Regions from separate parts of the Homo sapiens genome. Here region 2 is linked to region 1. The links are chromatin loops, found by intact Hi-C in ENCODE. Cell type or tissue: heart right ventricle. All regions are shown on one strand. Each heading gives the region's core, and the rest is flanking DNA. Links, peaks and the distances in the headings are about the cores only. Region 1 has its middle 150 kb from the start of VAPA. Region 2 overlaps LOC124904247 (a long non-coding RNA gene).

What was found. Hi-C counts contacts between places; a loop is a spot of excess contacts. Peaks named below come from ENCODE experiments on the same cell type or tissue, not always from the same donor. Only the 100,000 strongest peaks of a DNase experiment are listed, where the experiment ranks them.
Region 2: a loop joins it to region 1, with 1.9 times the contacts of the local background. A loop is called at or near these places in 1 of 110 quality-filtered maps.

The regions. Positions count from the first base shown.
Region 1 is chr18:10,056,917-10,062,295 of GRCh38, reverse strand. No RefSeq gene overlaps it. Among named protein-coding and RNA genes, the nearest start is that of VAPA, 150 kb to the right of the region's middle. In heart right ventricle, for the core only: no CTCF peak of the experiment used is centred there; a DNase peak (open chromatin) is centred at 2,140; H3K4me3 peaks cover 1,088 bases; H3K27ac peaks cover 3,949 bases.
Region 2 is chr18:10,162,202-10,167,580 of GRCh38, reverse strand. It overlaps LOC124904247 (a long non-coding RNA gene), which reads right to left. Exons shown (of 2, transcript XR_007066286.1): 2 at 4,514-5,379. Among named protein-coding and RNA genes, the nearest start is that of LINC01254, 250 kb to the left of the region's middle. In heart right ventricle, for the core only: no CTCF peak of the experiment used is centred there; a DNase peak (open chromatin) is centred at 2,596; H3K27ac peaks cover 689 bases.

The DNA.
Region 1 (5,379 bases), core at 226-5,225:
TTCTTCACTTGTTACCGGTCAACATGCTCTGTGGATCTTAGGTTTTATCTTCATGATGCAAAAAGCACCCAAGACTGTAGTCAGCTCAGTCAAACAATTGTCCATATTGGTGTAGATTAAAAATAACCCTTGCCAGAACTTTTCACACTTCAAGTTGCTGTGGTGAACAGATACTGATACAAAGTACTGATTCAACACAGATATTGATACAAAGTACAGTATCAGTACAGATACTGATACAGATACAGATGCTGATACAAAGATGGATGTCTAGAGGGATATAGATACAGATACAAAGACGGTGTCTAGAGAGTCTTAAAGAACGATCTTTTGTCTCAGCTGGAGTGAGTCCTGTCCCCACTGGTGGCATAAGACCCACTCTGACATTACTGGGAGCAGGTTATTAGAAGCCAGGTCATCATAGGTCTTGTGTATGCTTGTGGCTGGGGAGGGACCTCAGCAGGACAGAAGGGGCCCATGGAGCTGACCTTCCTCAGGCCAAAATAAACAGGCTCTCTGTGGTCATTATTTTAATTAGATAATTTAATCGGTCTTGACATGCTTTCTATACACAGGCAAGAGCACGCCCAAACTGCTGCTGGGTCTGTGATATGGGAAAAGGTCTGATTTTTCCAGTGACTCCTGGATATAAAAATAAAGAAAAGGGGAGGAAGAGCTGTATTAATTCTTTTCCCTTCATGCAGTATCACTGAATTTTTTCCAGAGGTATAACGAAGAAAACAATCCTCCGAACCAATTTTTTCAAGGAAGTTATTCATTTTTCCTAATCTTCCTAAAACACCATGATTGCAGAAGACCCTTTGTCCCACAGATGCCCCTGTGTGAAGGCTGGTCTCCATTAACTAGTTCAGCCCCAGTCTACGCTTTCTAGGGGGAGGGAGCAGGGAGAGGGGGAAAAGGGCAGAGAGAAGAGAGGGGAAGTGAGGAGGAGGGAGCACAAAGTCATGATGCTTTAGTGTTTAGAAAAACATAATTAATTAAAAAAAACATTTGAACAAGTTTCTGCTTCTTTTCCAAAGCAACATAATACTCCTTTAGGCAAAGGGATTAAAGAAATGCAGGGTCCATGTTGAAATTATTTTCCAGGAAGACTTTGTTTCTGCTCATCCAAAATTTTCTTCTTTCCTGGAGGGTGGGCTCTAGATTTGGCTTCCCCAGAGGCAGTTCTGGGACATTTTGTAGGCCTGGCTGCCTCTCCCCTAGGGTGCTCCCAGACGCTCCCCAAAGGAGACACGCTGGTCACCAGCTTAACACTTCCTTCTTACTCTGGAAGCATGAGCAACTCAATTTTTCTTTACCCAGGCAACCAGAGCCCTGGACTCGCATTTGCTTTCTTCCTGCTATAAACTCTAAAATCCCTGTACAAAATAAAGTCACCCCTACAAATCTGTGTCAGTAATTCCCTCCTGATTCCTTCCCTCAGGGCAGCTCCCTGCAAACGAATGGCATCTCCATGGAACAGGCTGTCCTCTTACAAAAAGACAGGCCCCAGCAAACCAGAAGAGATTATGGACAACCCCAAAGACACAGGTCTGGGAGAGAAAGAAGCAAGTCTCCTGTCTTTCTGTTCCTGGTTAAGACCCACTGCCCTGCCCAGCTGCTGACACTGCAGCAAGCAGCCCTAACCAGGCTGACGACACCCACCTCATGAGGACAGTTAGATGCGGGGATTAAACTACAGACTATGACACTTGGCACTCAGTCGGCGGCGGGCTTCGTCCTGTGCTGGTCCTTGCTATTGCTATTGTGGGTTTCACATTCATGTACTCTTCTCAACTAAGAAACATCCATGAAATCTCCTCCCATCTCATTTGCCTGCTGAAAGCCGACCCAAACAGAATTATAACAAAGAGGGTGTTGTTCCCCTGTAAGGCACTCTCTAGAATTTGGCTTGGAAAAGTAAATTCAATGTAGTGACATCTTCATCATTTAAAAAAATCTATTCTTTTCTTCTTTAATCACATTATACCAGGATTTTGAGGTTCCATCAGCCCATTTGGAAATGAGGAAATGGGGACAATGTGGCTTCGTCCTTGCAAGTGGCTTTAACAGAGACAGCGAGGCTCCTACGTGCAAGCCTCAGAAGCTCGCTGCCCACTGAATTCTGCTGCTTTCCCAAGAAGTTTAGTATCTCGAGGGAAACATCTGGGGGCGCGTCTGGGGGAGGTGAAGACAGCATCCAGAAAGCCCAGCCCCACACTTCAAAGCCGACTTCCCAATTCTGAAACGAAGGAAGTTTCATTCTTTCCCACATGTCTCTGCCTTGCTAAATATAAATCCATCTCGGTTTACATTATGCTGCCTCTAATTGAATCTCATTCTTCGTTTGTTTAATTCAGAAACAATAAGCCATCCTGAGTGGCTCGCTGGGAAGCTTGCCACCGCGGCCAGCCTCAGTTCCCAGCAAGCCTCCCGAGGGGACGAAGGGACGAGGGGACATGGCCGGCCCTGCCCACAGGGGCTCGCTGCACATCACAGGGGCACATCTGGGTTTAAAAGGTAAAGACACAAGGACGGTCCAGTTGTAGGAAACCCATCCACATAATTCCCACACTAAGGAGTCAAAGAGAAAGCTTAATACCCAGTAGGTGCTGAAGGGGGCTGAAGAGCATTAACCCTTCATTCTTCCTTGGTTTTAACCAAAACGTCCTAAGTAAAACAGGAGCCCATGGTACTTCTTCAGCATGACAAAATTCATCCCTCAGATCTAAAGCCAACATTAACTTACCATCCATGGTGGAATTTCAGAGACACTTGATGGAAGGTCAGAAGCAAGATAAAGCTGTTGCTATCACCCCTGTTATTTATTATACTAAAAAATATGAAAAGGGAAAGAAGGGGGGGAGTACAGGAAAACTGTCATTATTTGTAGATGATATGATTATATACCAGGAAACCCAGGAGAATCTACTGAAAACAAATAGAATTAGAATTTGGTAGGAATCTGGCTATAAATTCATATCTAAAAATGTCACTAACTCTCAGAAGTCTTAGTTTATAGTTCAGTATAGTTTTCTTTCATTCATTTGGCAAATACTAAGCACCTACTATGTGCCAGGTGGCATTTCCGGATGCTCAATATACAGCAGAGAAGAAAGACTGCAGGCCAAGTGAGGGATTCAGAGACAGGGGAGGAACTGCAGATTTTGTAGGAATAACAGAGAAGTCCTTTCTGAAGATCTGACTTTATATGAAGTCCTGGTGAAGCGGGGACACCAGGCAGATAGAGAAGGACATCAGGGCTGCTAGGTGGGCTTGGGAAACAGCCTGGGGGAAGGACAGGGCATCATCCAGAGATGAGGCCAGAGGTCACTGGGGATCCTTCAGGTTTGGGAGGCCACCAGGATGGCTGAGGCTTTTACTCTTGAGAGGGTGTTCAGCACAGGAAGCATATCTGATGTTCCCTCATCAAAACAGAGCAGGATACAGTGAGACACCACCTCACAACATTAGGACGGCTACTATCCAAAAAAAAGAAAGAAAATATCAAGTGGTGGTGAGGATTGCTTTTGTTGCAATTGCTTTTAGTGTCTTCATCACGAAACCTTTGCCTGAGGAAAGGATTGTAAGCTGTCCTTACAGTGCTATGAATCACTCCGGTTTGTGAGCTTTTGGCTCCATGATTGCAATGTTTAACTGCTCTGTAGACAGGAGCCAGGCCATGCCCTTAACTAAAGGTGGAAGCTCAGGTGAGACCCAATACCTTCCAGGGCCACCACCTCTGAGGTCACTGCTGGTTCAGATCATTGCAACATCTTCCAAATCAAAGCCAAGCCCGGAGTTTCTGTGACTCTGGGTTTTCCATCTGATGTGGTTTTTGAAAATACAACTAATCCTTAAAGAGCAACTCTTGTTTCAAACCACAGCTCAAGGCTATTTTCCAGGAAGGAGAACAAGCCCTGCTCTGAACTTCCTCCTCCCTCTTTCATCTTAATGACCAGTTAACTTAATTCACCACCCAACTGAGCCTTGGTGGAAGGACAGAGGAAATGGAAAGTCCTCAGAGAAAGACCTGCCTTATAGAACTGTCCATGTCACCCACCTTCCCTCCCCCTTGCAGTGGTCCTGAGCCACAAGCTGTGAGCTGTCTCATCCTAGATGCATCTCAGGCCAGGCTCAGGCCTCACTGCTCCCCTGAGAATGTTCTTGCCCATTCCAGCTCTGGACTTCTAAATTCTATGAAGGTAGGAGTAGCCGTTTCCAGTAAAAGGAGGAAATAAAAGCAATATTGGCTGATGGCCAGGGAACAGCTGAGAATGATCACTTTGAATCTTCACATTTCTCTGTCTTCAGATATTTGCTCTAAAAAGACATATTTCCCCCATAAAGTGGTTCCACGCCATTTCTCACAGCACATGTGATGATTAATCAGACAACAATTCTCAATTTAAAGCCTTTTTGCACAGTCACAGGAAGTGACTTTTCCAAATGTTCTATTTGTATGCAGTGTAGCTTATAAAAGAGTTTAGAAATGCCACCCCAAAATACACCACTCTGATGGCATATTGAAATCACTCTTGGCGATTTCTTCAAACCGAGGGTACTTGGGGAATAGCAAATGCAGGAAGGGGCTTTCTCTGAGCTCCTCCTTTCTACCCAAAGACAGATCTTCCAAAGGAACTCAGATGTCATGAACCCCTCCCCAGGCATCCACCAGGCAAGAGGGAACTGAAAGCACAGCAGAGGAAACTGGAGGTTCATGCCAGCCAGCCAGACTTTGCCACAGACAAAGAGTTAAAGTCATTTACCCTTCCCTAAGTTGTCTCCATTCTCCTTCCCTGTCCCCTACGAAGAGCATATATAAGCTTCTAGATCTCACTAAAGGGAAAGTTTTCCCTCCCTTACACTTACAAATGCAAAGCATTGTCCAAAGTTAGCAGCCTAGTTGAAGCCACACCTAATCCTGCTGCACCAGCCAGCCTGAGCATTCTGCAGTCTCTTCATCAAGTGCCATGAGAGTTGAGTGAGCCCGAGAAGGTGGCAGGAGGTGTGGGGCGTAGGTGCCACTCAGAACTCAGAGACCTCCACCCACACAGTCCACCAATGCTGTCATCCAAAATGAGTGGTGTATGATGGTGTGGCTACCATGTACTAAGCAATTGAAACGTGCACTGCATTGCATGAGGCCCTTCAAGATAGCACATTTTATCCTTACAACAACTCTATGATGTGGATCCTTCTGTTTTTCAGATAATCCCTGAATGCTGCACATAGGATGCTGGTTGTGACACTATGGCGTGGCAGGCATCCCACCTGGATCCCTGAATTGTGTCACTCCTGAGGCCTAGGTATCTCTGGCCCCAGAGAGAACAGGCTGATGGAGTAGGCCTATCTAAGCCTAAGTTGCCCAGGAAACAA
Region 2 (5,379 bases), core at 290-5,289, 110 kb before region 1:
GAAAAAGCAAGTGCACTCCCCAGGGACAAATGAGGGGTGGAGGAACCTGCACCCCTTCCTCCTCCTGAGGTCCAGCTGTTGGCTGCCCTGCAACAAGCATCTCCCCCAACCTCAGCACAGTTTGTTTGTTTGTTTGTATAAGACAGGGTGTCACTCTGTCACCCAGGCTGGAGTGTGGTGGCACAATCTCAGTTCACTGCAGCCCCAACTGCCCAGGCTCAAGCCATCCTTTGCCTCAACCTCCAGGGCCATGCCGCCACACCTGGTTAATTTTTAAAAATTATTTGAAGAGATGAGGTCTCACTATGTAGTCCAGGCTGCACAGTCTTGCCACACACCGTAGCTTTGTTTCCACTTGCTTGGGGACCTATAGGAACTAGGGCTGTGTCCCCACAAAACTGGCACTGAGAAAACAGAATCACCACGTAAGGCAGATCGTGAAAGTGATCAGGAGTTCACAGGGACAAGAAATCAAAGTGAGAGATGGTGACCACGAGATCAAAAGCTCTTAAAATGTTTCACAAATATGGAGGAAACAAACCTCACTTTGTTGCTAAAGACCCAGGGGTGGGGCCGGGCCTGATGGCACCTTGTTGTTCCAGCTACTCGGGAGCATCCTTTTAGCCCCAGGAATCGAGGCTGCAGTGAGCCATAATCTCACCACTGCACTCCAGCCTGGGCGACAGAGCAAGACTCTGTTTTAAACATAAATAAATAAATAAATAAAAATAAAAATAAATGGAGAAATTTAGGCTAGTGACATTGCACGTGTATTTCTTTTTTCAGCCTCACAGTGATGATTCAAACTGCATCTGACCCCAGAGCCTGTTTTCAGACACAGGCGGGACAGCCCTGGTTGAAGAAGGGACCTGGGGCTGAAGCGCCCTGGGCACAGGCCCTTCCCCCTAAGCCCAGGGGGATTGCCCTCTTGACCTTCCGCAGGCCCTGGGGCAAGGGTTCTCGGTGAAGTCCTGCTCCTTCTCTCCTGCATCCTTGCTCCATCCTGCCCCTCTCAGGGCAATGAGCACGGGCCTGCGGACTCCATGCTTGCACGCCAAACTCCATTCCCTTCGGCGGGCACATCCCCAGCCAGGTGTCCTCTCCAGGCCCAAGGGAGGGCACGCCTGTGGTGGCTCGGTGGAAGGAGGACCACACACAGCCTGGCAGCAGCTCGGAGGCCCTGGGAGCAGGAGCATCAGCACCCCTAGCCTCGGGCCCTAAATAGGCTCTCCAAAGTGTAAATCAGACCACGTCTCAGCCTCTCCACAGATCTCCATGACATACAAAGCCTCCCCAGCTTCCTGAACACGATCCCCGCTGGCTCGGAGACCTTCTGACGCCCCCTTCTTTTCCCCAGGCTGCAGGAGCAGTCCCCTCGGCGTCCCCGCTGGGTCCAGCCTCTGCACCTCGGCTCATGCGGTACCCCCCGTTAGACCCACTACGTCTTCACTGTCCTGGCTTCCCTCCCAGCTAGGGGATCCTCCCTTTCTAGTGTCCATGCCCGTCTCTGGGTATGGAAACCCTACCTCTGTAGCTGCTCCCCTCGGCCTGCACTAGCCCTCATCCCCTGCCACAGGCCCTGCGCGCATTCACCTTGGGCCTGAAGTCCCCAGCAGAGAGCTTGAGCGGGATGGGTCCTCGCCGGTATGTGCGGGGCAGAATTAAACTCATCTGGCAGGTACCACCCAGTGCACAGAAACCCGGCCCTTAGAGACACCGATTCAGAGAAGAAAAAAGGCCTCTGTGAGGGACAGGAATCCCCCGGCCGTCCGTGGAGACAATCTCGAGCCACAGTCCTGCCTGGATCAAGGTGTCTTTCCAGCGCCTGAGGAGTCTGGGCCTGTGACTCCCAGTGTGCAGAGCCCTCGGGGCCCTCAGCGGTGCTGTGCTGACTTCAGGTGGGCTCTCAGTGGCAGGCACCTGATGATCCCTCCCAGAGGCTTTTACCTGCACCTGGAGAAGGTGGATCTGAGCTCGTGTGCCCCAGGCCTCAGGTGCTAGACACTTCACACCCGGGGAGTCTCCCTCAGTAAGAGACTCCGTCCAGATTCCCTCACAGCTGCTGTGCAGGAGGGATAATTCAGAGGCAGAGTTTAATACCATTTCCCAAAATGTTCTCACTCTACCTGGGATTAGGTTCCGGTTATCACTGCTAACCGGCTTCACAGTGCGTCTTCTGTTGGCTGCCTCCCTTCCTTGTCATCATTTACCCACTCCCTTCTGGCCGTTCCCTGTAAATCCCAAAATAAACGGTTTGGATTCAAACCCTCCTCTCAGGGTCCGCCCTGAGAAAAACTCCAGCCAAGACACCATGATACCCGAATCAAGGACACTTATGAAATAACTGCTGCTTTAACTTTTTTTTTTTTTTGCCTGAAATCAATACACCTTATAAAAAATAACATTGATATTTTTGTTTGTCTTTAAGAAAAATAAAATCTTTATTTCATTAGAAAATGGTCCACATATAGTATAGCTGCTTGCAGTCTTTGTTTCCATCAGACCAGTGTCTCCAAGCTGCGTGCTGAGCGGATGTAGTCGGACTGAGAAAGGGCCCATCTGCATGGGATGGAAATAAGGAATCCTGGGCCATTCCCGCTGGGGCTTGCGGATATCCCTTACAGAGCTACTGAAGGACCTCCTTCCTGAGCCCCTGCCCTAGCGAAAAACAGTGTCTAGCGCCAAATCAGATACTCTCCAGTGGACTTGCTTTTCTTTTTCCCTTGAGTGAAGGGAACGGCTTAGGAAATGAATCTCATCAGCTCTTAGAAAGCTGATCCATGCTTCAACAGGCAAAGTGTCAAAATAGTAGCAATGGCTGGAAGGATTAGCAAGGAAAACCAAACCTGATGTTTTCTGGCCCTTCCAGCAATAACGGGAAGAGGCAGCTGAGCCGGAACCTGGCAGACTGCAGGCTGTCGAGCCTTGGGTGGGCAGGGGGTCTGCACCGCTGCTGAGCTTCTCTAAGCCTGGAAGGGCGTGGAGTCACTGCTTACGGTGTGATTTGCCGCAGAAACATATTGGAACCTCTGCATTTATAACAAAATACTTATACATTTCAAGAGAGAATGAAGTCGCTCAGTGGCTGCTCAGTGGCCACACACACTGCTGCCTGTGACGTTCTGGGAAATTGCACCAGGTGTGGGCTAATGATGTCCCCTCCCCTCCACCTGCCACCATATGGTCTGCTGAATGCTTTTTCATTCAGGCACTGAGGCAGCACTGAAATTAAGATGTAGCCAGTTCAGTGGCTCATGCCTGTAATCCCAGCACTTTGGGAAGCTGAGGCAGGTGAATCACTTGAGATCAGGAGTTTGAGACCAGCCTGGCCAATATGGTGAAACCTCATCTCTACTAAAAATACAAAAATGAGCTGGGCATGGTGGCACACGCCTGTAATCCCAGCTACTCAGGAGGATGAGGCAGGAGAATCACTTGAACCCAGGAGGCGGAGGTTGCAGTGAGCCGAGATTGAGCCACTACACTCAAGCCTGGGCAACAGAGCTAGACTCTGTCTCAAAAAACAAACAAACAAAAAAAACAAGTAATGTTTGAAAGATAAGTCACTTCTGACAATGATACCCTATCTATAATGTATGACACCAAAAAGATAACATGATCACAAACCAATATGATTGCCTCCCAAAAGCAAAAAGTTTCAGGATTATGAAAAAGCTGACAAACCCATAATCACAGTGGAAGATTTGACATGTCTTTCTGAGAAATTAATAGACAAACTTAGGTAAGCTATAAATGCTTTAAGCAATGAAATTTGAAAGCTTGATCTAATATTGTAAATACATATAAATATCATTTACCCAAGGAAGAAAAATATATTCTTTTCAATTACACATCAAGGAGTTGAAAAAGAGACCACACATTAAATACGAAAGAAGTGTTAATAAATACCAGAGAATTTTCTCTGACAAACTTGTAATTGTATTAGAAATCCACAATTAAAGATTGTTTAAATAAATATAATTGGAAACATTAAAATAGCACTTTTATATAATTCCAGGTTAAGAGAAACCTGTTGTAGAAATTACAAATTATTTAGAATAGAAATGAAAGTACTCCAATATCTATTACAAGTGGCACTTAGAAGAAAATTTATTGCGTTAAGTGTTTATTAAAAAAGCAAAATGAGTGCATTTATATCAACAAATTAACTGCTCAATTCAAAAAGCTTGAACAAAAAGAAAAGTAAATCTAAAAGAAGATATAGGAGGTAAATAATAAAGATAGGAGCAGGTATTGATGAACTAGGAAACAAAGATTTAATAGAGAAGATCAACAGAAACAAAAGCTGATCCTTTGAAAACGCTAAATAGAATAAATAACTAGTCAGACCCACTGAGACAAAGAGAAAAAAACACAACTGATATCAGCAATGTAAACATGGATACCTTAAAGATTTTCAAAATCACAAGAAGACACCATAAATCACTTTCTGCCAACAAACTTAAAAAATTGGAATGGATACTTTTCTAAAAAATATAAAGTTATACATAAATTTAAGTTAAAACATCAATGTAAAGTTTATTCAAGAAGATACAGAAAACCCAAGAGAACACATAACTATTACAAAAACTGTTCTAGAAAAAAAAAAATATTGCCCCCAAAAGACACCAGACCCTCAGTGACTTTACAGGGAAGTACAATGCAAAAAATTACAGTCCAATTTCATTTATGAAACTATGCAGAAGACTCAAAATACTGGCAAATTGAGTTCAGCAGTAGGAGAAACCTGAATAGGTTGTTAAAATGTTGCAGTTGATGCAGAAATACAAGAATGGCTTGAATCAGTCTTTTAAAAAGGATAAAAGTAGTTGCCTACTCCAGGTCACTGTTGTAGGGAAAGAGGAACAGGCCTTACACAGCATATAAAGGAAAAGTTTAGAAAAACTTGCCTATAGGGAATATGAAGGTCAGAAGATGATATAATTGCTAGAGGGAAAACCATGAAACGATGAAGGGACTAAGAGAATGTTGCAATTTTAAAATAGTGTTTATTTTAGAGACAGCGTCTCACTCTTTCACTCAGGCTGGAGTGCAGTGTTAACCATGATAGCTTACTGCAACCTTGCACTACTGGGCTCAAGTGATCCTCCGGACTCAGTCTCCAGAGTATCTAGAACAACAGGTACCCTTCCCCATGCTCAACTAATTTTTTTATTTTTATTTTTTAGAAACAGAGTCTCACTGTCTTGTCCAGGCCGGTCTCAAATTCCTGGCCTCAAGCAGTCTTCCTGCCTCAGCCTTCCAAAGCACTGGGATTACAGGTGTGAGCCATCACACTTGGCCTAAAATAGTATATTTTTTAGTTATCTTTTTAACCTAATGGTAATCCTACAGAGGGTTCATTTGTAAGTTTCTTTT